3 separate regions of the Mus musculus genome follow, and all the other regions are linked to region 2. A link is a loop called in an ENCODE intact Hi-C map of the cell type or tissue named here. Cell type or tissue: heart. All regions are shown on one strand.

Evidence for each region. Hi-C counts contacts between places; a loop is a spot of excess contacts. Peaks named below come from ENCODE experiments on the same cell type or tissue, not always from the same donor. Only the 100,000 strongest peaks of a DNase experiment are listed, where the experiment ranks them.
Region 1: it touches region 2 in a loop (4-fold over the local background); 20 of 42 quality-filtered maps call a loop at or near these places.
Region 3: it touches region 2 in a loop (8-fold over the local background); 8 of 42 quality-filtered maps call a loop at or near these places.

The regions. Positions count from the first base shown.
Region 1 is chr11:116,384,864-116,392,863 of GRCm38, reverse strand. The region is part of intron 2 of Rnf157 (ring finger protein 157); the gene reads left to right. Among named protein-coding and RNA genes, the nearest start is that of Rnf157, 24 kb to the left of the region's middle. In heart, a CTCF peak has its summit at 3,458 (motif pointing left); a DNase peak (open chromatin) is centred at 3,453; H3K4me3 peaks cover 2,456 bases; H3K27ac peaks cover 2,847 bases.
Region 2 is chr11:116,441,959-116,449,958 of GRCm38, reverse strand. Qrich2 (glutamine rich 2) reads left to right here. Exons shown (of 14, transcript NM_001033267.2): 3 at 1,546-1,800; 4 at 2,573-2,695; 5 at 2,802-2,876; 6 at 3,032-3,196; 7 at 3,363-3,484; 8 at 3,944-4,009; 9 at 4,258-4,359; 10 at 4,806-5,006; 11 at 5,342-5,477; 12 at 6,127-6,214; 13 at 6,846-7,046. Among named protein-coding and RNA genes, the nearest start is that of Qrich2, 8.4 kb to the left of the region's middle. In heart, a CTCF peak has its summit at 3,743 (motif pointing right); DNase peaks (open chromatin) are centred at 3,267 and 3,768; H3K27ac peaks cover 2,298 bases; H3K27me3 peaks cover 2,614 bases.
Region 3 is chr11:116,364,202-116,372,201 of GRCm38, reverse strand. The region is part of intron 2 of Rnf157 (ring finger protein 157); the gene reads left to right. Among named protein-coding and RNA genes, the nearest start is that of Foxj1, 33 kb to the right of the region's middle. In heart, no CTCF peak of the experiment used is centred here; a DNase peak (open chromatin) is centred at 3,901; H3K27ac peaks cover 2,081 bases.

The DNA of each region.
Region 1 (8,000 bases), 57 kb after region 2:
GCGATGCGCACGCTCAACAATACCCTGTCCTTGAGGGTTGTACGGAAGTCCAGTCAGGTGGGTTACGTCCATCTGACGGCAGAACTGCTGAAATTTTTGAGACGTGTAAGCTGGTCCATTATCAGTCTTAAGGAGTCTGGGTTTCCCCCAAGCACTCCATGCCTCAAGACAATGTTGAATCACATGTGAGGCTTTTTCTCCGGTTAACGGAGAAGCAAACATGATGCCAGAACATGTGTCAATAGACACATGGAGATATTGAAGTTTTCCAAAGGAAGAAACATGTGTAACATCCATTTGCCAGACCTGTAGAGGTCGAATACCGCGTGGGTTAATTCCCACATGAGGAACTGGCAAGAACTCACAGCAGCTTTGACATTGAGTAACAATGTCACGGGCTTCTTTTCTTGTCAAGGAGAAACGACTGCGTAATGTTTCAGCCGTCACATGAAAATTATTATGAAAATTTCTTGCAGCCTCTACCGGGGATGATAGGGCAGCAGCCACCACTTTAGTGGCCTTATCTGCCAAATCATTTCCCAGAGCCATGGGGCCAGGTAGGCCTGAATGGGCTCTAACATGAGTAATATAAACAGGAGATCTTCTAGATAACAAAACTAATTGTATCTGCTGAAAAATATTGGCAACTCTACTGGAAGGCTTAATCACTCCAGCCACTTCTAAAAGATTTACTGCATTTACCACATAACAGGAATCTGACACAATATTAAGGGGTTCTAAAAAGGTTTTTAAAACTTCTAAGACCACTAAACATTCTACCACTTGAGGTGAATTTTCATTATATTGTTTGGATACCACTTTACCATTAGCCACATAGGCACCTATGCCAGTTTTTGATCCATCAGTATATACCACAATCCCATTTTTAAGTGGGTTTCTTACTGTTATTTGTGGAAACACAACAGATTGATTTTGGGCAAACTGTAAGATTGGATGTTTTGGATAATGGTTATCTATTTTTCCTGAAAAGGAGGTAACTAAAACTGCCCAATCATTAGATGCGGCTGCCAAGGTTTGAACCTGTGCAGCGGTATAAGGTACAATTAAAAGATATGGACTTTGCCCAAAGTGGGTGATTGCTGCTTTTAGGCCTTTAAGGGCAAGCTGTGCAATTGCATCAGGATACCAATCTATTATTTTAGCTGGGGATACGTTTGGATGGATCCACAACAATGGCCCATTCTGCCACAAAACTGCAGTTGGCAATTGTGCTGTCTTAAAGACACACAAACTGAAAGGCTGCGAATCCTCAATACGTTGTAATTGTGCATTCTGTAAGGCCTTTTCTACCTTTTGTAAGGCCTGGTTAGCAGCTAGAGTAAGAGTCCTAGGGGAGGAGATATGAGGATCTCCTTCTAAAATACTAAACAAAGGCCTTAACTCAGCGGAAGGAATCTTTAAAAAAGGTCTGAGCCAATTAATATCTCCCAACAGCTTTTGAAAATCATTTAAGGTATGGAGGTGATCTCTTCTTATCTCTACCTTTTGGGGCACAATCTTATCTGGGGACACCACAGAGCCCAAGAATTGTCCTGTATCAGAAATTTGGACCTTTTCTGTGGCTATCTGTAGACCCCACTGACTTAAAGTTTTAAGTAGAAAAGGATATGCCTTTTGTAGCATGGTAAGGTCTTTATGGCACAGGAGGATGTCATCCATGTAAAGGAGCAAAATTAAAGAGGGGAATTGTTTCCTCACTGGCAAAAGAGCTTCTTGTACATAAAGTTGGCACATTGTAGGACTATTGGACATTCCCTGTGGTAAGACCTTCCATTGATACCTCTTATCAGGTTCAGCAGAATAAGCTCTCTGACCCGTTAACAAGTCAAAAGTCCAATCTCTCTGCTCTGGAGTTAAAGCAGCAGCGTTTGCTCGGTCCTGCGCCTGTGCAGCCTCTCGCCACAGAGATCTCCATTCCAAATATTTGCCCATATTAGGGAGAGCGGCTTTTGCAATCATTTGCCAATCAGCAGGCGTTAGTGCCATGCCAGCGAGCCTGTCTAACTGCGCCAAGGTAAAATTAGCATTGGTTCCGTATTTACGAACCGACTCGGCAATTTCCTTAATCTGTACGTATTCTACCGGAGCGTGGACACGCCCACCCTCGGCTCCTTCAAAGACTGGAAATGCCTGTTCTATTTTCCTTTGTTCCTCTCGGGGAATGAATGAGTCTGCGCACTGCCTCTCTGCGCATTGCTGACGCACTACGGGCTGACGCACTACGCAGGGCGGGGACTCCGCATAGGGCGGGAGTGCACCTGGTAGCCGATTGCCCTGAGGCCAATTAGCAAACTGGCCTTCGCCAGCCGCTTTTGGCTTTTTCCTTAAATGACTAGTTAGCACTTTACTTGGCGGCTGGTATCCTTTTCTTTCATAATGAGCCGCTTTTTTCTCCCAGTCTGTTTCTTCAGAGCACAGGCTCCTTCTCCTAGAGACCTCCGCTAATTGATCTTTTTTCTTCTCCCTTTTTCCTCTTTTTCTTCTAATCTCTCTCCAGGTATTCCTACCTGACCTTAACTTTTCCTCGGGTTCAAGACCCTTGGAAAGGCCTGTATACTTACCGTTTCTCCTTGCTCCTACTCTCTCTCCCCGCTTTACTTCTGATAGACTGTCCTGAATTTCCTCTAGAATTTTCAGCCCTATCTTAAGCACTATATAACATGTGAAAAGGAACAGAAGGGCTTCTAACACTAGAAAAAATTTAAGGCCAAACATAACTTGTAAAGCCATTTTCCACTTTACTTCTGATAGACTGTCTTGAATTTCCTTAGAAAGTTCAAGATCAGACTTACCTCGTTCCCCAGCTGAAAAGTTCTGAATTCATACAGTTGAATCCTTCTTAACAGTCTGCTTTACGGGAACCTTTATCACCGTCGTTCCCCAGCTGATGAGTTCTGAATTCGGCAGTTGAATCCTTCTCAACAGTCTGTGTTACGGGAACCTTTATAAACGTGATTCGCAGTTCTGGTTCTGGAATGAAGTATCCCTCCTGCGCCAGTCCGGAGTTTTTTCTCGTCCCGGATTTTCTCGTCCCGGAATTCGGCACCAATTGTTATTAGACGCGTTCTCACGACCGGCCAGGAAGAACACCACAGACCAGAATCTTCTGCGGCAAAGCTTTATTCTTACATCTTCAGGAAAAGAGAGCAAGAAGCAAGAGAGAGAAAAGCAAGAGAAAGAGAAAAGCAAGCAAGAGAGCGAAAAAGCAAGAGAGAGAGAAAACGAAACCCCTTTCCTCTTTAAAGAGAACAACAATTGCCTAGGGCGCATCACTCCCTGATTGGCTGCAGCCCATGGCCGAGCTGACGTTCACGGGAAAAACAGAGTACAAGTAGTCGTAAATACCCTTGGCTCATGCGCAGATTATTTGTTTACCAACTTAGAACACAGGATGTCAGCGCCATCTTGTGACGGCGAATGTGGGGGCGGCTTCCCACACCCTCCTTAGGCTAGGGACGGCTTTAGAGATTTGGGGCTGCTGAGTGACTCAGAGAAATTGTGTTCAGGAAGGTTGCCAATGCTGGCTCTCATCCTGTCCCAGGTGACCCCTCTCCTACCATAGTACTTTGTATACTAATTTTCTAAGTAAAGGTGCAGAGGCATGTCTCTCAGCACAGTGCTGAGATGAGTTCTGTGAATTCATGGGGAGTGTGGGCCAAATAGCAAGTTCTAGGCCAGTCTGTGCGTGCGTGTATTTAGATGGCCTCTTCTGCCTGTAACGATGACTTGAAGACAAGCAAAAGCGTCTTGTATATAGGTGTACTTATGATGGCACACTTTCCCCCAGGTGAGTCACCTCGGTTACATCTCCGTGCAGGACCCTGCGTGACTGAGCTCCTCCTGAATTCCTAGGTAGCAGCCTTGACCTTAACTCTGAGGCTCCCCACCCCCACCCCGGAGGAGTATTCACATTGGTGTTCTTGTTGGTATGTTGGTTTCTGTAGTACCCATCGTGTGTGTTTAATGCTGAACAGAGATTTATTTAATGTATGAGTACACTGTAGCTGTCCTCATACACACCAGAAGAGGGCATCAGATCCCACTACAGATGGTTGTGAGCCACCATGAGGTTGCTGGGAATTGAACTCAGGACCTTTGGAAGAGCCAGTGCTCTTAACCTCTGAGCCATCTCTCCAGCCCCTAGAGATTTTTTTTCTAAATCATATTAAGTCAGCTATGGGGTTCATGCCTATAATGTGGTACTTCAGAAGCTGAGGTGGGAGGGGGTCAAGTCTGAGGCCAGTTTGGGTTATGTGGAGACACTTTCAAAAGCCAAAATAGGCCGGGCGGTGGTGGCGCACGTCTTTAATCACAGCACTTGGGAGGCAGAGGCAGGCGGATTTCTGAGTTTGAGACCAGCCTGATCTACAGAGTGAGTTCCAGGACAGCCAGGGCTACACAGAGAAACAAACCCTGTCTCGAAAAACCAAAAAAAAAAAAAAAAAAAAAAAAAAAAAAAAAAAAGCCAAAATAGTCCAGCAGTGATGTCTCATTTCTATATAACTCTAGCACTCTGGCCCAGTGATGGTGGCACTTTTAATCCTGGCACTCAGGAGGCAGAGGCAGGAGGATGTCTGTGACTTAAATTCTAGTCTGGTTTACCGAGTTCCAGGACAGCCAAGGCTACACAAAGAAACCCTCTCTTGAAAAGCAAATGAGCAAACAACCCTAGCACTTGGGATATTGAGGCAGGAGAATCATTGTGAGGCCAGTCCGGTCTATAACACGAGACACTGTCTCTAAAATAGAAAGCAGTGTACAGGATGAATGTAGCGTGCATCTCCCTCTCTCTACTCACATGTATTGAGCCCTTCCTAGCTCAGTTGTCTTAGGCAGTGTATGTGTGTTATCTCATCTTGTCTTCAGCCTAATGAGAACGGCGCTCATTCAGCAGGCGCACAGAGCCACAGAGTTGAATATTACCAAGCCTGCCAGGGAGCCAGTCAGCTTCTGACCTCACCGTGCTTCAGAGCCTCAGCACTCTGCTGTTGGGTCATGGTCAGGCACACCCAGTCTGTCCCACATTCTGCCCAGGAACCCTTGTGTGGATCACCAGGAGCACTTTGTAGGTTTGGTTGAGATCTAAAAGGGCTCAAGGATTGCTGTGCCCTCCTGGAGCATTCCCTCAGAGAGTAAGCATGTGGTGTGTAATTCCATCTGCTGAGCTGACCTCTGGCTTTGCCAGGGTGCTCTTTAGGTTTGATTGGGGGACATCCTGAAACTGAGAGTAGACACGGGGCTTTAGTTCTGTAGAACTGACTCGACTCTCAAGTGACAGCGCTGGGTGTCTGCTCGTGAGCATCAAGTTACAGAGCAGAGAAGACAGCCTTTTAAAGCCATCCAGCAGCAGGGGGCAAGAGCCACTCCTCTTTCCAGAGGGGGGAGGGGGAGGATGACAGAATGAGAACCGCATTGAAATTAATTGTCACATTGAGATATAAATGCCACAGACTTCCTGGCTCCCCGGGTCTGTAGGATTTAACAGGTATTTCCTGCCATCTTTTCCCAGTGGGCTGCAGAGAAGCCTTCCAGGCTAGGGATCGGCCCCCGCCCCCCCCCCCCCCCCCCGCCCTGCACACTGCCTCAAGGCAGACTGTTAGTCAGCTCTCAGGGTTGGATTTGCATGAATGAGTGTGTGGATGTCCAGAAAGGTGGCGGAAGAGAGTGGGAATCAGGGTTTAAAGTCTTATTTTTTATCTTGCCGTTAACCTCTGTGAGACCATGGAAGGTCTCAGATTGCACACTTATAAAGCAGGGATGGTGCTGACTTGAGAGGAGTGCAGTGCTTGGAAGATGCCTTCAGATTGCTGGATGAGAAGCAGCCTGGGACAGTGACAGCTATATTTGCCAGCCTCTCCTCCAGTTATCTCTTCAGCTGCTGCTCATTGTGGGCAGATGGACCATCCGTTGTGTCTTTACGTTATCGTTTATTGGCTTGTCTTTAGAGTGCTACATGTCAAACATACAGCCTCATGCATGGGAAGCAAGTCACCTACCGTTGAGCTCTGCACCCTTAGCATGTACGTTGGGTTCAAGGTATTGGTTGGTTTTTTTTTTTTGTTTGTTTGTTTGGTTGGTTGGTTTTGGCAGTGTTTTCCTACGTAGTGCAGACTGGCCCCAAATTCAAGATGCTTTTGCATTATCTGCATAGAGCTGGGGTTATAAATGCGCACCCCACTCCCAGCTTCTTCAGTGCTGTAGTAGGCGATGCCCTGGGCTTCCAAAGGCCTCTGGGAACCACAGCAAAGAAATACACAGTAGAGTCCATCCCGGTCCTGGAAAGTGCAGGCAGAGCAGCTGCTGGCCTCTCTGCCCCCTTGGTTAGAGTTAGTTTGCAGAAGAAAACCAGTGAAGCTCTAAGTTACTTAGTCAGTGGGAGCTGTCTCTGCCACACTGTCCTCTCGCTGTCCTCTCTGCTTGCGGCCAGGAGTCCATGTAACATTCCTCGAGTTCCTGGGGAAACTGCTGCATTTTAGCCAGTCCTGACAGTTCCCCTCATGCTGTGTTCTCTGAAGTGGTTTGTTTCATGCCTTGCCCCTCGTACACTCTGCAGCAAGGCCAATAAGAACCGAGGAGCACGTGTGTGCTTGGCTTCCCAGTCTTCTAGAGATGTGCCCAAAAGCTGTGCCAAATGCAGTGTCTGCAATTGTATGCTCTTATTAGCATGTGTGCAGGGGGATGCCCTGCCAAGCATCCTACCACTGAGCAGGCACATTATTTTGACAGACGTCTCAGGTGGCCCAGGCTGGCTTCAACCTTGCTGTGTAGCAGAGGCTTTGAACTCCTTCTGATCTTCACCTCTATCTTTCTTCCTTCCTTCCATTCTTTCTTTGTTCCTTCCTTTCTTTCTTTTTTAAGTGATTTTAAAAAAATTAGTGCTTTGTTTATTTTTATTTTATGTGCTTTAGTGTTTTGCCTGCATGTGTGTCTTCATTACAGTGCCAGATCCCCTGGAGCTGGAGTTGCAGACTGTTAGGAGCTGTAGTGTGGGTGCTGGGAATTGAACCCAGGTCCTTTGGAAGAGTAGCCATTGCTCTTAACTGATGACCCATCCATGTCTCCAGCCCTGCCTCTACTTTTCAAGTGCTGATTTTTAGAAGTGCCGTGACACTCAGCTAGAGACAAGGTGTACTGGCTGGTTTTGTGTCAGCTTGACACAGCTGGAGTTATCACAGAGACAGGAGCTTCAGTTAGGGAATGCCTCCATGAGCTCAGGCATTTTCTCAATTAGTGATCAAGGGGGAGGGCCCCTTGTGGGTGATGCCATCTCTGTGCTGGTAGTCTTGGTTCTATAAGAGAGCAGGCTGAGCAAGCCAGGGGAAGCAAGCCAGTAAGTAGCATCCCTCCATGGCCTCTGCATCAGCTCCTGCTTCCTGACCTGCTTGAGTTCCAGTCCCAACTTCCTTTGGTGATCAACAGCAATGTGGAAGTGTAAGCTGAATAAACCCTTTCCTCTCCAACTTGCTTCTTGGTCATGATGTCTATGTAGGAATAGAAACCCTGACTTAGACACAAGGTTTTTTCCTTTCTTTCTGTCTTAAGAAAAACAATTTTGGTGCCAGGCGTGGTGGCACACACCTTTAATCCCAGCACTTGGGAGGCAGAGGCAGGCAAATTTCTGAGTTTGAGGCCAGCCTGGTCTACAAAGTGAGTTCCAGGACAGCCAGGACTACACAGAGAAACCCTGTCTCAAAAAAGAAAAAAAAAAAAATCCCTGTCTCAAAAAAACATAAAAGAAAAAGAATAAAATGTTTTGCCAGCATGCCACACACACGTACGAAGGTGGAGGATGGTTTTCAGGAATTCCTCCTCTCCTCCCGCTGTGAGTTCCAGGATCAAATTCTGGTCCTCAACTTGTGCATGTGGTCTTGCTATGGTGCCTAGGCGCCTCACATCCCTCCCTCCCTCCCTCCCTCCCTCCCTCCCTCCCTCTCTCTCTCTTTCTTTCTTTCTTTCTTTCTTTCTTAGATTTATTTATT
Region 2 (8,000 bases):
ATTGGGCATGGCTTGTATTCCAGCCAGGGCATGTTTGCATTCTGTCTGGATCATATCTTTGGATATGATCCCCTATCAGAGCAGCCATGTTGCTGGATTAAAAATCTCTCTACAGGCAGGAGGAGGTCCAGAGAGTCAAAGGTCACCTATCGGCTCGATTATCAGCCCAAAGTACACACCTGAGCTCGGCAGCTTTGGGGGACCGTCCAGGACCACAATGAACTTTTAAAGAAACCCTATGCCCCACCCCACCCACCCCCATCTCTTTTGCTTTGTTTGTTTGTTTGTTTGTTTGTTCCTTCTGCAGTGCTGGGATGGAACCCAGGCTCCCACACAAACACTCCATGCCCAGCTCCGGGTACCTTTGCATCCTTTCCAGCAGGTTCCACCTTCTACACCACCTGCTCATTCTGGCTCCTGGCTCCCTGGCCTTCTGCCTTTCTCCCAGCATGTTTATACCTTCTTAGGCTGCTCTTTCTGAAATGTCCTCTGGCTCCTGGTTTTTCCTGGAGACCTGCTTTTTATCCTTTAAGGTTCTACTGAGATACCTAGCTTTTCTCGGGATTGTTTTAACTCAGAGATCGGTATGCCTTTTTCAACCCTGGCAGCCATCTGCTGCATGGGCCTTAGCTCAGGACCCATCCTTAGCAAGCTGCTGACCCTGTGAGCTCAGAACACAAGGGAAATGTGTTGAGTGTAGGGCTGCAACTGGAGAGCAAACTTCCAGTTTAGGGCAGTCGGAGGGAGGCCATTCCTTTGACTGACTCCTTGGGCCTAACTTCATTCATGTGTGCCTTTCTCCCTCACCCCTCCTGGCTGCACACCTCTCTTCTATTTCGGTCCTCCAGCAACTTGTGTGTCTCTCACACTGTCTCAAACGCCTTCCCAAAGCTCTAGAGAGACTGTCTGGTAGCACTGACCACTAGGAAGCAGATGGTGTGACATGATCATGACCCTTTTGGAAACTGGGAGGCATCCTTAGGCTGGTGGTTCTTGAATCCAACTGACCACCCAGGACCAACAGTCATTGGTGGTAACCAAGTAAGACCATAGGGAGAAGAGGGAAACAGGAGGGCCAGGCTGAGTGGCTTGCCCTGGAAGCCACTTGCCCCTCCAGACCCAGAGATATCCCTGTACCTTCATCTGCACCTCTCACATTCCTTTGTTGTTAGACCTTACATCCTGGGTGAGACAGATGTGCAAGTCCACTGCTCACACCTTGTGCTGCAAGGACTTTGCGTCATCAGGGCCCCGGGAGAACACAGGACTTAGCTACAGAAGCTGTGTGCATTAACCCAATGGAGTTCCCCTCCCACAGCGGGTTTTGTCATTAATGCTGCCTGCTGGCGGCAAAGGTACTTGAAAAACCATGTGCTGGGTAGAGATCAACTGTGTACTGTGTGCAGCGCCTTCTGTGACGCTCTGAGGAGGTGGCGACTGCCTGTCTCACAGCAGGGGACAGGCAGAATATGCCACACCATTGGTGAGACATAATACCCTTACCCCACCTCCCTGCCCCGCCTTTCTTGTCTGTCCCGCATGCAGCTGGACAAGCTCAGAACCATCATTGAGAGCATGCTGGGCAGCTCCTCCACGCTGCTCTCCATGAGCATAACCCCACACAAGTCCACCGCCTGCCTAGTGCCCGGCCAGATCGACCCCGAGGCCACCTGTCCGGCCTGCAGTCTGGATGTGAGCCACCAAGTCAGTCTGCTGGTCCAGCGCTACGAGCAGCTACAGGACATGGTCAGTGGCCTCGCTGCCTCCAGACCCTCCAAGAAGGCCAAGCTGCAGGGCCAGGTGAGTGTTTCTCTCTGCCCAGCTCCGTCACAGGGTGGCTGGATGTGGAGTTAGGAGTGTATGGGAAGGGTGGACTTAGTGTGGGTGGGACACACAGTGCCTATCACAGGATGCAGGCACAGTTGCAGGACACACTGCCCCTCGGTGGCCAGTGTTTCCAACACTTTGCAGATGTCCCCTGGAGGGAAGGCTTGCTGCCGGGCTGAGGGTCACCACCAGATCTTGCTCTTGGATGCAAGAATTGAGATTTGGTTCACACTGTTGCCCACACCTCACCTCTCGGGGATCATGGGACAGCCATAGGACATGTGAGCTTCAGTCACCTCTTGGATGCCCCCAAAGGCCACTGATGCCAGTCTACCAGCATGTAGGGGGATTGGTGACAACATCCAGAGGAGGACACAACTGTCTTGGATGCCTCTGAAGAAAGCCAGAATGGATTTGAAGGGAGCGCATGTGCTGGGTGATGATGGTTTTGATTTTAACGTGTACGCGTTTCTTTGCGTGTATGCATGTGTGCATCCGTGCACGTGCACATTGCATGGCATACTTGCAGAAGCCAGAGGACAGCTTGCAGGAGTCAGTTCTTTCTTTCCATGATGTAGGGTCTGACGGCCTTGTGTGGTAGCCCAGATTTGTTCTAGAACTTATCTTCCTGAGCATGGGGGGGAGGGGGGGGTGTCACATTCTAAGTTCTAAAGGCAGCCTACCCATGGGACTGCTTCATGGGTTGCCCCAGCAGCCTCCAAAAACTCCCCTGTCGCTGCTGCAGGATGAGGAGCTGCTGGGCCACGTGCAGAGCGCCATCCTACAAGTCCAGGGTGACTGTGAGAAGCTCAACATTACCACGAGCAACCTCATTGAGGACCATCGGCAGAAGCAGAAAGACATTGAAGTGAGCAGTGGCAGAGGCTCGCCCGCCCCACCCACCCATGCCGCTCACTCGGCTCACTCTCTCGGCATTGCTGACTCTTCCCTTTCTCTGTCCCGCGGGCCTCCAGGTGCTGTATCAGGGGATAGAAAGGCTGGATAAGGAAAAGGCCAACAGAGAGCACCTGGAGATGGAGATTGATGAGGTGAGCCTCTGGCTCCTCCCCAGCCATTGTGAGGGGAATGGGGGTGGAGGAGTTGGGGTGGGGAGGGCGAGGGATGTGTGGGGAGCCGGGAGACACGGAGACACAGGACAGACTGCCCGAGGAACATCCCCACCCCATGCTGGTCTCTCACACAGAAAGCCGACAAGAGCGCTCTGGCATCCAAAGTGAGCCGGATCCAGTTTGATGCCACTACAGAGCAGCTGAACCACATGATGCAGGAACTGGTGGCCAAGATGAGCGGACAGGAGCAAGACTGGCAGAAACTTCTGGATAAGCTCCTGGCAGAGATGGACAGCAAGGTGGGGGTGGGAAAAGACACAGGACAGGTTGGGCTGCTCGCTCGCCATTCCTGGCCCTGCCATCGGGGCACCACCGCTCTCTGCAAGCATAGATCGATCCCTCCCACCTCCACCCCACAACCCCATCTCCCTGCCGCCTCGAGCTCACCTGGTGTCCACCCTCCAGCTGGACCGCCTGGAGCTGGATCCGTTGAAGCAGATGCTGGAGGACCGCTGGAAATCACTGCGGCAGCAGCTCAAAGAGCGCCCTCCACTCTACCAGGCCGACGAGGCGGCTGCCATGCGGAGGTGAGGCCCGGAAGGCAATGGGGAATGCTGGGCGGGCCCCAGGTGAGCAGTGCATGACTGATTCTGCCCAGAACTGTCAATCAGGTGGAGGGACTGCATTTTAGAGTTGAGTAACTTGGCCAGATCCTTCCAATAGTGGTGGGGAAAGGCAGAAAGGAGGTGCAAGGCTCTTGGGGTTAGATTGCAGTACACTGGATTTCTGGGGGCAGAGACACACCTCCAAGGTGTCCCTTTGGAAACTGGCTTAGGGAAATCCCACTCATGTCCACCAGGGGGCACCAGAGGCACATACAAGCTACTAGGCTGGCTAGCTGGTTCAGAATGCGTGCCTGCAAGGGATGGTTAGCACCAGTTGAATTCCCAGGAAGTAGGGCAGGATTTGCCACCCGTCCTGCTGGGGCGGGGGGAGGGGGGGGACAAGCTCTCTGGATCTCACTGGCTGTGTCCCATTCCTGACAGGCAGCTCTTGGCTCATTTCCACTGCTTGTCCTGTGACCGTCCCTTGGAGACAACTGTGACTGGACAGTGAGTGGGCACACCTCAACCACAGCATCTGGTGGCAGGGAGAAGGCTTCGAAGCAGGGATGCATCTCCCCATACCCACTCGTCTCGCCTCTTGTCCTGGGTTCATCTCTGTCCCTGGTCCCCTCAGCCTTCCTATGGGGCCCATACTGAGTAGTGAGGGCCGTCCCGTAGAGCATGGAGGTGGGTGGCCTAGACGTGGGATTTCTCTCTCTCTCACGCCCCTCCCCCTTCTCTCTGTCCCTGCCCAGAGTCATCTCTGTGACCCCCATAATTTCGAGCATGCCAGGGCACCGTTCCGTCCGGCCTTACACTGTGTTTGAACTAGAGCAGATCCGACAGCAAAGCAGAAAGTATGGGACAGTGGGATCCTGGGCAGGGGAGGGGGAGGGAGGGCAGGGGTGGGAGGGGGCAGAGATGACTTGAGAATACACACTGGGAGTAGCCTAGAGGGACTCTGACCGGAAGCACCATGGAGGACCTGAACTTCCTTTTTTGTTTTGTATTTGTTTTTGTTGTTTATTTTGTGGGTTTTTGACATTTTAAGCGTTTATTTTGTTGGGGAAGGGGGCTTTTGTGTTAGGGAAAAAACTTTCCCCAGCAAGTCTGGTGGTCCCTTACCAGACTTTTAGAGGTGTTGAGCTGCCCAGTGACCCTCAGCCCTCAGTCAGTTCCCGAGGGCCAGTGCAGTTCACACCTGCTCCTGCACAGCAGGGGCCTGGAGCCAAAGCAAGGGTAAAGCCCACAAGGTCCTGCCTGGTCCTGGGCTGACCTCTTTCCTCACGCCTGGGTCTCACAGCCTGAAGCTGGGCAGCAGCTTCCCTCGGGTTGACATGTCACAGATGGAGAGAAGCGTGGGGCGTCTGCACAGCATGCACTCCCGGATGCTGATGGACATGGAGAAGGTGCAGGTCCACTTCGGAGGCTCTGTGAAGGCCAGCAGCCAGATGATCCGAGAGCTGCTGCACACCCAGTGCCTCAGCCACCCATGCTACAAACGGTAGGACAGACAGAGTCCAGGGACACACAGGCCCCCATGAAGGCCAAGCTTGGCTTCTGCTCCCCCCCGCCCCCCGTCCATTGTGGGGTGGGGGTTGGGGGCTGGGGTTGGGGATGGGAACAAGGGTGAGGGTGTACTGTGAGTGTGCACACACACACACACACACTGGTGCGCACACACACACACACACACACACACACACACACACACGGTGTGACACGTTGTGTGTAGCTTCAGGCTTACTTACCAGCCTGTCCCAGGTAACACTCCTGGGTGGCTCAAAGTGATGACTCCCCCCACCCCCCACCCCCACCCCGTGTCTGTCTACATCCCAGGGGAGCAGACACAGCAGATTACAGCTACTCGACTGTATCCCGTCGCTGTGGGGGCAGCCACACCCTCACCTACCCCTACCGGCGAAACCGCCCGCAGCACCTGTCTCCACTGGAGGAGATCCAGATCGCCATGAAGGTCTGTCAGGAGCCATGGGAAGGATAGTCCCGCCATGCCCCTTCTGGAAAACCACCTAAAGTCCCATCAACTGGTCCTCTTTCTTCCCTCCCTCCCTTGCTGTCCCAGGGGTTGCTAGGTTACTGCCAAGTTACCTCTCCAAAGTTGCTGAGGCAGGCCTTGAACTCACGATCCTCGAGCCTCGGACTCCCAAAGTAGCTAGGATATACAGGTCTGGCTTGCCACTGGGTAGAACGCCATCCTTCCACCTGATTCCCAGGCACTACCCTACCACCTTCCACCACGGGGCCGCAGAGTTCCACAGTACCTCCTTCCATCTTGCCCTCAGACCAGACTCCATGCAGGGGCCTTTCATTTTTGAGAGTGAGTCTTGCTATTTACAGTCCTGGCTGGACTGGTACTAGCTATATATCTCCCAGACTGGCCTTGAAGTCAGTGGGAAGCCTGCTGCCAGTCTCCAGAGAGCCAGGATTACAGGCATGTGCCCTCAGGCCTCATTTCAGGGGGTGAGGCATAGGGCTGGGGGGAGGGGGGCAGGGGAAGGCAGGGCGGTTCTGAGCACTGCTGGCTGACAGTGTCTGCACTCCAGGCCTTCCTGGGGGATACTCAGGCTGTTACAATGCTAATGGACACGCATACCCCTCTCTAGCATGATGAGGTTGACATCCTGGGCCTCGACGGACACATCTACAAGGGACGGATGGATACACGGTTGCCAGGCATCCTAGGGAAAGATGGTGAGTGGTCCAGGCAGCCTTGAGTTCCTTCTAGGTTCTCGCTTGGGTGACAAAGGACAGTTGTCTATTTCCTGGTATGGGCATGTCTTGGATCACTGGGCCCTAAAGACTTTTTCTCCTCCTGAAGCCAAGTGGCTGCTTTCTAGTGGAGAGCAGCACCCAGACCTTGGCCTGTCCCCTGGCAGTGGCCTTGTCCTTTCTTGCTGGCCTTCACACCTCCACAGCTGAGTTTTCCCACCTCCTCCGCCTCAGCGCCCTGTAACAATACAGCCAAGCCCTGACAGACTTTCCAAAACTCAGCAAAGGATGCTTATGTGATCCCAGTACCAAACCAGGCTCCCAAAGGCCAACTTCCAGTTCATACCAGAAGTTCCCATCATGCCTTGTGCCTTCCTTATGTTCTCTTTCCTGAAACGCGAGTCCAGGACGGAACTCACTCAGACCCTACGCAAGGTCCTCAGTAAATCTGAGCGGGCGGGAGGGCAGACTGATGGGCAGGTAGACATGTAGTCTCTAAGGGGGCACAGCCACAGACTCAGCATGTGGAGGACCCCCACCTCAGCCGGCTCCTGTTCCCCAAAGGTCCTCCCCACAGTTCTCACTGGTGCTCCCCCTCCTTATGCCCTTTCAGCCCCAGGAGTGACAAAACACAACAAGGCTAAGCTCCAGCAGCTCCAACAACTGCAGCAGCTGCAGCAGCTCCAACAACTGCAGCAGCTGCAGCAGGCCCAGCATGCCCGGCCCCACGCACACAGGCAGCCAAGCCTGGGCAACATGATCTCGCCACCCTCTCGGCCTCAGAGTGCACAGATGATAGCGGACAGCAAAGCAGGTAGGTTTCTTCTCTCGGCAGCCTGGACACTGTCCCCAAGCCTTCCTGTCCTTGCTGACAGCCCTCCAGCTTTCCTCCTGCCCAGGCTAGAGACAGCAAGGGCCAGGAAGCTCATGGATGTGATGGGAGGGAGGATGGAGAAAACCCAGTTCCCGAATGTTTGGTGTGTGCCAGGTCTGTGAGGTGAACACTGTTACTGTCCTACTCCACACAAGAAGACACGGGGACAGAGATGCACCCAGCTCTGGCCGCAGGCCCAAGGTCTTCCCTGCTCAGACACAAACGTTTTAAGAGCCAGGCTACAAGCCCTGAATATGTGCAACGCCCCCCACTGACATGCGCGCAAATACACACCCGTCCCTTGCCTATAGGTATCCCTCTCTGCCTCTAGCTCTGGGAAGCCCCTAGAGTCCCAGGTCTTCCTTGAGAAGCTAGATCAGATAAAAGGCCAAGGGGCTAGGGCCCTCTGGGTTCCACCACACAAGGCCTATGGTCCTTGCTAGACTAGAATGTGAGGCTAGGACCCACGCTGCCAGGTGACTAAACCGATCTCTCTCCTCATCATGGGTATGTCTACGTGCAGGAACAGCTCTCTCCCCAGAGGCAGGCAGCTTGATAACAACCCCACACGGTATTTTGCAAATGCTTGCAGGAGACCCAAGGATCACAATGCATTTGTACACTGTCCCCTCCCCCACCCCCCCAAGCTTTGTATGTTAGACCTCCGAGCTCTGTAACGTATTTCCATTCCAACCCTGCGTCTGGAAGATCCCATGGCACAAGGTAATGTGTGTGGTACCCGTGGTGCCGTACCATCAAGGTACATCGAGGCTGCCTAGGTAGTTTTTGTCTATGCAACAGCCTACACTACACCTACACTGATGTGTATAGATCAACATTAGCCCCAGGAACAACTAAGGGAACAGGGGCACTGAGAGGCTGAACAGTAAGTGG
Region 3 (8,000 bases), 78 kb after region 2:
CTTCTGCAGGGCAGTCTTTTACAGCCATGGGAGGCCAAGGTGGTGCTTCAGTCTGCTGAGAAGGGAGGCGTCTTCCCATAGGGCCTGAATCCAGTGAGTGAGTTTATCACCTGAGCAGAGTCAGAGCAGTGCTGAGTCAGAAGGCAAACCCAAGAAGAAAGAAGTTGCTTGCACTGGATATCATTAAGCACAACGCACAGGAGTCTGTGTTTGCCCGCTCTGAGATCGGCTGCTTTCACATGCTGGTTACCTATTATGCTTACAGAGAATTGCCTAATTGGATAATTGCTTAATTACATATTTTGGAAAAAGTCAACATTAGGGATGATGTCATATGGCCATGACATTGGTCCTGTCCTTAGTGCGAGGAGACCTTGCAATGTAATTAGTACACTAATAGGGATTGCTTTCTTGGTGAATTGCTTTGGTAGCCAAATCTAAACACAGCATTTTTGTGCTCAAAGTCATTCTGCGACACTTGGTTGGGGGTCACCTTCATAGTTTTGGGCGAAGAAGTTTTTGCATCTTGTTGCTTTGGTGACCACATCTTCTTAAATTGCTGATCAGCCCCTTAGTATGGCGGGAAATGAGGGGAAAGGGGTTTCCTGCAGCTGACACAGAGCAGTTATTCCACTCTGCAGCAGGCACGTAGTCTATTTCAAGGATATGGCTGCTCAGAGCAGTCCGTATTCTCACCCAAGTTTTCAAGTGGAGACTAAGCTGGTCTCCCCTGAGAAGCTCCTGGGGGAGGGCGGCATTCCAAAGCTTCGCTAGCCTAAGGCAGTCCCTGCAAAGCTTCCCTGTGTTTGCAGCTGAGAGATTAGAAATAGTGAGAGAGCAGAAGAGAATCAGGCGTCAAATAAAAGTGGAACATGAGTTCTAAAAATTATTTAATTTATTGAAAATAGTACACTGTAAAGGGCAGAACACAGTAGCAAACATACTGCTGTTTTTTTTTTTCCTCCTCTCAAGTAGCCCAGGTTGGCCCTAAGATTACTGTGTAGCCTTGAACTCCTGATCCTCCTGCCTCCATCTCTCAAGCGCTGGGATTACAGGGAATACCACCGAGCTGGGCTGTAGCATACAGGTTTTTTGTTTGTTTGTTTTGTTTTGTTTTGTTTTTTGAGACAGGGTTTCTCTGTGTAGCCCTGGTTGTCCTAGAACTCACTTTGTAGACCAGGCTGACCTCAAACTCAGAAATCCACGCACCTCTGCCTCCCTGGTGCTGGGATTAAAGGCGTGCGCCCCCATGCCCGACTCGTGTGCTGTAAGCGTGGATTTCAGGTGATGCTCTGATCACCACTACAGAATTCCTTAAACGTTTCTGTATGTTCACATTTTTTGATTATGTGAGGCTAGGGGGTAATATGAAATTTGAGTAAGGATATTAGTGGGGAAAATGAAATTTAAAGATTTGTACAGCTTCCTGGCTTTCATAACTTCTGTTTATATAAGATGTTAACGGAGTAGTTGATGGTTCTAGAAACATGAACAAAAGAAAGTTTTAAAAAATGATGAGCTGGGCAACAGTGGCATCACCTTTAATCATAGGGCCCATGAGGCAGGAGGATGGCTGTGAGTTCAAAGTCAGCGTGGCCTGCAGAGCACTTTCTAGGACAGCCAGGCTACACAGAGAAACACTGTTGAAAGGAAGGGGGGCAGGGAAGGAGGGAGGAAGGAAGGAAGGGGATGTGATGACACAATTCTCTAATCCCAGTACTCCCGAGTCAGCCACAGGCAAAGCTTTGTGAGTTTGAGGCTGATGCCAAGGCTACATAGTGAGTTCCAGGACAGCCAAGGCTACATAGTGAGATCTACCACCTCCCCGCCCGCGCCCCCCCCCAAAAAAAACAACCCAAGAAAACTACACACAAACAATAAAGGTGAAGTTGAGGCAGGGGAGACTGCCTCAAACAAATGAAAAGGAAAGGAAAGAAAGGAAAAGAGCTAAGTGTAGACTGAGTGATTGTGTCTTTGCAAAAATACTTCTAACCCCACTAACTCCGTGTAAAAAACCCACAGCCCAGTGATTATATGTATAAGCCATACGCCTAGATTGGGCAGCTCTACCACCACTCTACTCTCTACCCCAGCTAGGAGACCCCTTGCTACCTTCAGCTTCTCCAAGCCACGTGGTTCTGCTCCATCTTCCTCCCACCTCCTCTTCCTCCATCCTTCTCTCTCTGTCCCTCATTCTCTCTGACCTCCAGTCCCACCTTTCCCTTCCACTATCCAGACACAGGCTCTAGTCTTTATTGACCAGTTCGATTGGGGGAGGGGGGAGAAGATTCACATGAAATCACGTGAGTATGTGATCCACTCCTGTCAGGGCGGCCCCTCTTGAGGAAGCAGAATTATCAGAGTACAAACAGGCCCAGGGCAACCCACAACAGCTCTCACTGCTGTATCCTGACACTGCTGCTGCGCTTTATCTCTAGAGTAGTTCAAAGTGATCATTCTCTGCCTGCCTGCCTGCCTGCCCTGCCTCCTTCCTGCCTGCCTGCCTTCCTTCCTTCCTTCCTTCCTTCCTCTTTTTTTAGACAGTAGCGATTGAACTGAAATTCTCTATGCTTCAATTGGAATACAAACTTGTTCAGCCATGCATGTTTCATTATTTTTTATTTTATTCTTTACTTTTATTATTTTATGAGTGCTTTGTGCGCGGCAGATGCCAGAAGAGCATGCCAGATTCCCTGGGACTGGAGTTACAGTTGATTCTCAAACACCATGTGGGTGCTGGAAATTGAACCCAGGTCCTCTTCAAGAGGAACACGTGTCCTTCACCGCTGAACACTGCCCCTCTACGGCCCCTCCTTTTCATGATGTTGGCCTGTTCCCATGGTGGTCACAAAATATGAATGGTTTCTACTAAGTGGAGAAAGGCCAGAGCATTCCGGTCAATGAAGTGAGTCAGAGGGAAGCGAACAAAGCCAAACCTGCACTTAAGTTTCTGTGAGGGTCTGCAGGCTCAGCCCCAGCTCACGCTGTTCACGCTGCGCGCACGCGTGCGTGCGTGCGTGTGTGTGTGTGTGTGTGTGTGTGCAGGAAGTCAGGAGCTGCTGTTTCCTTCTGGGGCTGGAGAAGAAACCCAGCCTCTGGCAGCACTTGCTGCTCTTGCACAGGACCTGAGTTTGATTCCTAGCACTCAGTTAGGTGGCTCACAGTATCTGCAACTCCAGCTCTCGGGGTCACAGACCCTTCTGGCTCCCAAGGACACCTCCACATACACACAAATAAAACTTAAAAGAAAGCTATTTATTGAAGTGAACTGTTTTTTTTTTTTTAAAGATTTATTTATTATATGTAAGTACACTGTAGCTGTCTTCAGACACACCAGAAGAGGGAGTCAGTTCTTGTTACAGATGGTTGTGAGCCACCATGTGGTTGCTGGGATTTGAACTCTGGACCTTTGGAAGAGCAGTCGGGTGCTCTTACCCACTGAGCCACCTCGCCAGCCCGAATTGTTTATTTTTATGAATGAATTATCATCTTTCTTTATGGAAAACTGGGACTTTACGGGACAACCAGCACTTTACGAATGGAGTCAAACACTGGTATGGTTTGGTTTTGCTTTTTGATCCCAGCTTGGCCTCAGACTTCTTGTATAGCTGAGGCTGACCTTGAACTCTTATCCTCGTGCCTCCACCGATGAAATCCTGAGATTAGAAGCATGTGCCACTGTACCCAGCCTGTTTTGTTCTTACCTAACGTGTGCTGTGAACGTATTTTCTATGACAGAAATGAAATTTCTTTCCTTCAGCTTTAAGTAAAGTTAACAAGTGGTTTAAAATAAGCATTTACAGTCATGTACATTTGTATGTAAGCACAGGCATTGCTCACCGGTTCAGACGGGTGCCTAAACCAGCAGTTCCCTCACTGGGCACCAGGTGGCACTTTCCTGATGTACAAGGAAGTAACGCCAGGCTTGAAGCCTGAGTCTTGCTCTGCTGACACAGGTGCCTTGATTGGCAGGCCGCTGGTGGATCTCAGTCATTTCTCAGATTCAGTTTGCTTGGCTCCTTGCTCGTTTCACTGCCAGGTTCAGTGCTCAGACGTAGTGCGGGTGCTGAGCAAATGGGTAAATGTCTTCGCTCTCCCACCAGTAACATCTCTTTGTGCGTTTTGGGCAAGCGGCAATGTCCTCCAGTATTGACAAGCCCAGCATCCGAGTTGCTGGCTTCTGCACTTTCCGTTGGATCTCATAGACAAAGACATTTGCCATGCTGTGTTCTAAGAAAGCCGTTCTCAGCAGAGACCTCCGGTATTCCTGTTAAAGTGTGGAAGCACGGGCCGTGTGCTTTGGTATCTGCTGCTGTCTAAGCAGAAGGGTGAGCTCTATGGTGTCCCAGCCAGCTTCCAGAACCTGCGTGGAGCTTGATTCTATTTGAAAGGACTTCACCTTTCACACTTCCTTGTCCATTCCAACCATGCTTCTACTTTCTGTTCCTTGGCCTTGGGACCTTCTGAGTATCACCTACTTTCTCCTTTTTTATGCTATCAGGAACTGAATCTAAACCTTGTACATGCTAAGCAAGTGTCCTCTCTGAGTTGTTCCCTTAGCCCCTTGAGCTTCATCTGCCAGAGGAGGTTGTTAACATTGACATTCTGCATTTGCTCAGTCAGCCATCGGATTTTGAGTTTCTCTTCTGGGCTGGTCTCTCCTCCAGGAGCTCACAGGCTGCTGGGAGAGGAGACTTGCCTCATCTTAGAATAGGAAGTACGAGTGCATGGCCTAGGGCTGGATGGCGGCTAAGGCTGGACAACATATGTGTCATAATTTATGCCACTGAGCTGCGTGCCGGGATGTAGTTCACATGTAAATGTCATGTATGTATTTTACCGTAATTTAAAAATTAAAGTAAAGCAGGGATGGGGGCACAGCCCGGGTGGTGAGGTGCTGAGGGCCTGAGTTTGGTCCCAGGAATCCACAGAAAAAGCTGGGTGCAGAGGCACATACTTGGAATCCCAGTGGTGGGAGGTGAGAACAGGCAGATGCCCAGAACTCACTGTCCAGCCTCACTAGTCAAGTCGAGACCCTGTCTCAAGCAAGTGTGGGTGGCTCCTGGGTTAAGAACTGAAGGTGTGCTGGGCAGTGGTGGCATGTGCCTTTAATCCCAGCACTTGGGAGGCAGAGGCAGGCAGATTTCTGAGTTCGAGGCCAGCCTGGTCTACAGAGTGAGTTCCAGGACAGCCAGGGCTATACAGAGAAACCCTGTCTCAAAAAAAAAACCAAAAACCAAAAGACAAACAAAAAAGTGTCCCTTGGCCTCTACTGCATGCATATACATATATGCAAACACATACACACACAACTGGGAGGAGAATGCATACAAAGGATGCATGGCACATAGTAGGGCCTCAGAAGTGCTTATGTGTATTCCCTTTTTGTTATGGGTTTGTTCACATTTGATCCCTGAGTTCAAATCTCAGCAACCATATGGTGGCTTACAACCATCTGTAATGAGATTGACACCCTCTTCTGGGTTGTCTGAAGACAGATACAGTATACTTATGTATAAATAAATCTTTGGGCTGGAGTGAGCAGGGACCAAGCGAGCAGGGTTGGCTGGAGCGAGCAGAGGTCCTAAATTCAATTCTCAACAACTACATGAAGGCCCACAACTATCTATACAGCTACAGTATACTCATATACATAAATAAATAAAAATTTTTAAAAAAGGTTAGATTGAGGGTACCTGAGCCTCATTTCCTTATCCTGTATTTAGGCACCCTTCCCTAAATCCATTGAGATTTTACTACCTAAAGCCAGGTGGTGGGGGCACACGCCTTTACTCCCAGCACAGGGGTAGGCAGATCTGTTAAGTTTGAGGTCAGCCTGGTTTACAGAGGAACTTCACAGACAGCCAAAGCTACACAGAGAAACATTATCTCAAAAAACACAAACTCTTTTTTTTTTTTTTTAAACATTACAAACTAGGTGGTGGTAGCTCAATCCTGGGAGGCAGAGGGCGGGGGATCTGTGTGAGTTTAAGACCAGCCTGGGCTACATAGAGAGACCCCTGTCTCAAAAAATCAAAATAAATAAATAAATAAATAAGGGTCCTTAAGGGTTTCTTAAGGGTCAAGGCTCTGGGTGTCTCCAGAGGAGAATGGCACCACCCACACAAACCAAGTGGTCGCTGTGCTGCTCGAGAGAACGAGAGAACGCTAATCCCAAAGTCATTTACTTTGGCTTTAGAGCAGATTTAGAGTATGTGTCAGATTTTTCTGCCTAATTACTTTTTGCTTAAGCTTATTTTAAATTGGTTTTAAATTCCTTTAGTACTGCAGCCTAGGAAGTAGGGGGCGAAGAAATGGGCGTCAGATGAGAGCTGGCCTGGAATTCCCATTTCCCCCAGTTAAAGCCCCCTGGCCGGCTGCTCGCCGAGCATTAACGTCTTAAGAGTACACTTACTCTTTGATCCAGTAATTCCACTCCTAGGAATTTTTCTCAAAGAAACAAGCAAGCGTGCAGAACGCAGGGACAAGGGCGTGCGTCTACAACACACATCAGCAAAAAGGAAAGCCAACTGCTTAATAAAGCATGCAGTCATCTCTACATGGTGTCAACATAGTGGACTTTGGAGCTGTTTGCCATGTCTTTAAAATGAGAGAGAGAGAGAGAGAGAGCGTGTAGTCCTTCACACAGTGAGAGCCCAGCGAGGGAGGGCGGACTGTTTCCATTCATTTTGATAGTGTGTGATAAAATGGTCACCGAGCTTGCGCCTCTTTTTTTTTTAAAGTTTTCTGCTTAAGCATATCATGCTTTGTCATTAAAAAGCATGTATATATGTATACACATAAACACACACACACACACACACACACACACACACAAACACGCATGCACACATACCTGCCGCTTTTGTGGCTGCCTGTGATGGCTCATGTTATTACCCCAGCACTCAGGAGGATGAAAGTCAGGAGGAGCAGGAGTTGAAGGCTTGTCTTGAGCTATGTAAGACTCTGTCTCAAAGAACAACAGAAAGTAGAAGCCAGAGAGATTACTCAACAGGGAAAGGTGCCTGCTCCAAGCCTGATGGGTGCAGATTCCCGGGACCTACATGGTGGGAGGAAAGAATTGACCCTTTCAGGTTGTCTTCTGACCTCCACATGCGTGCTATGGCACATGTGCCTAACATAAAATAAGTCAAATGTAATAAAAAACATTGAAAACAAAAATTAAGACAAGAGCTGGGAGTGGTGGCGCACGCCTTTAATCCCAGCACTTGGGAGGCAGAGGCAGACGGATTTGAGCTCAAGGCCAGCGTGGTCTACAGAGTGAGTACTAGGACAGCCAGGGCTATACAGAGAAACCCTGTCTCAAGAAACCAAAAATAAAATAAGTAAGAGGTTGCAGGCCAGGCATTGTGGTTCATGCTGTACTCTAAGCTAGGCAGGAGGCTGAGGCGAGAGAATGGGGTGTACAAGGCCAGTCCGGGCTACAAAGGCAATAGAATAAGTAAGTCACTGTTTCAAACAAAACACCTATAATTGTAGTAAAATGTTTGTATGTAATGCCTACAAAGTGTTTTATCCCGGGGCAGGGGGTAAGTACTCACCACAGGTTCCTAAGTGTCTGCAGTATATTAGGATCACATTCACCCCACTCTCCTTCCCACTGAACCCCCTTCTCCTTTTGCCTCCAGTCCTCCTCCCTCCTCTCCTCGGGTCACTGAGTTGAAGTTGTCGCAGCTTGGTGGCTGGTACTTACTGCAGCATGGGCAGCTAAAGAAAAGCATTCCTCCCCCTTTCTCTTTCTGACTGGGTCTTTCTTTGTAAGTCCTTTGTAGCCCTGGCTGTCCTGGGTTCAGGATGTAGAACAGGCTGGCCTCGAACTCACCGAGATCCTCTTGCCTCTGCCTGTCGTGTTGGGACTAACGGTGTGCACCACCATGCCTTGTCCCCTTTTTCTTGTTGAACTGAAGTCTTACAGAGCAACCTAGCCTGGAACTTAGCATTTGCCTTAAGATAAGCTTCCGCTCCTCGTTCTTCTGCCT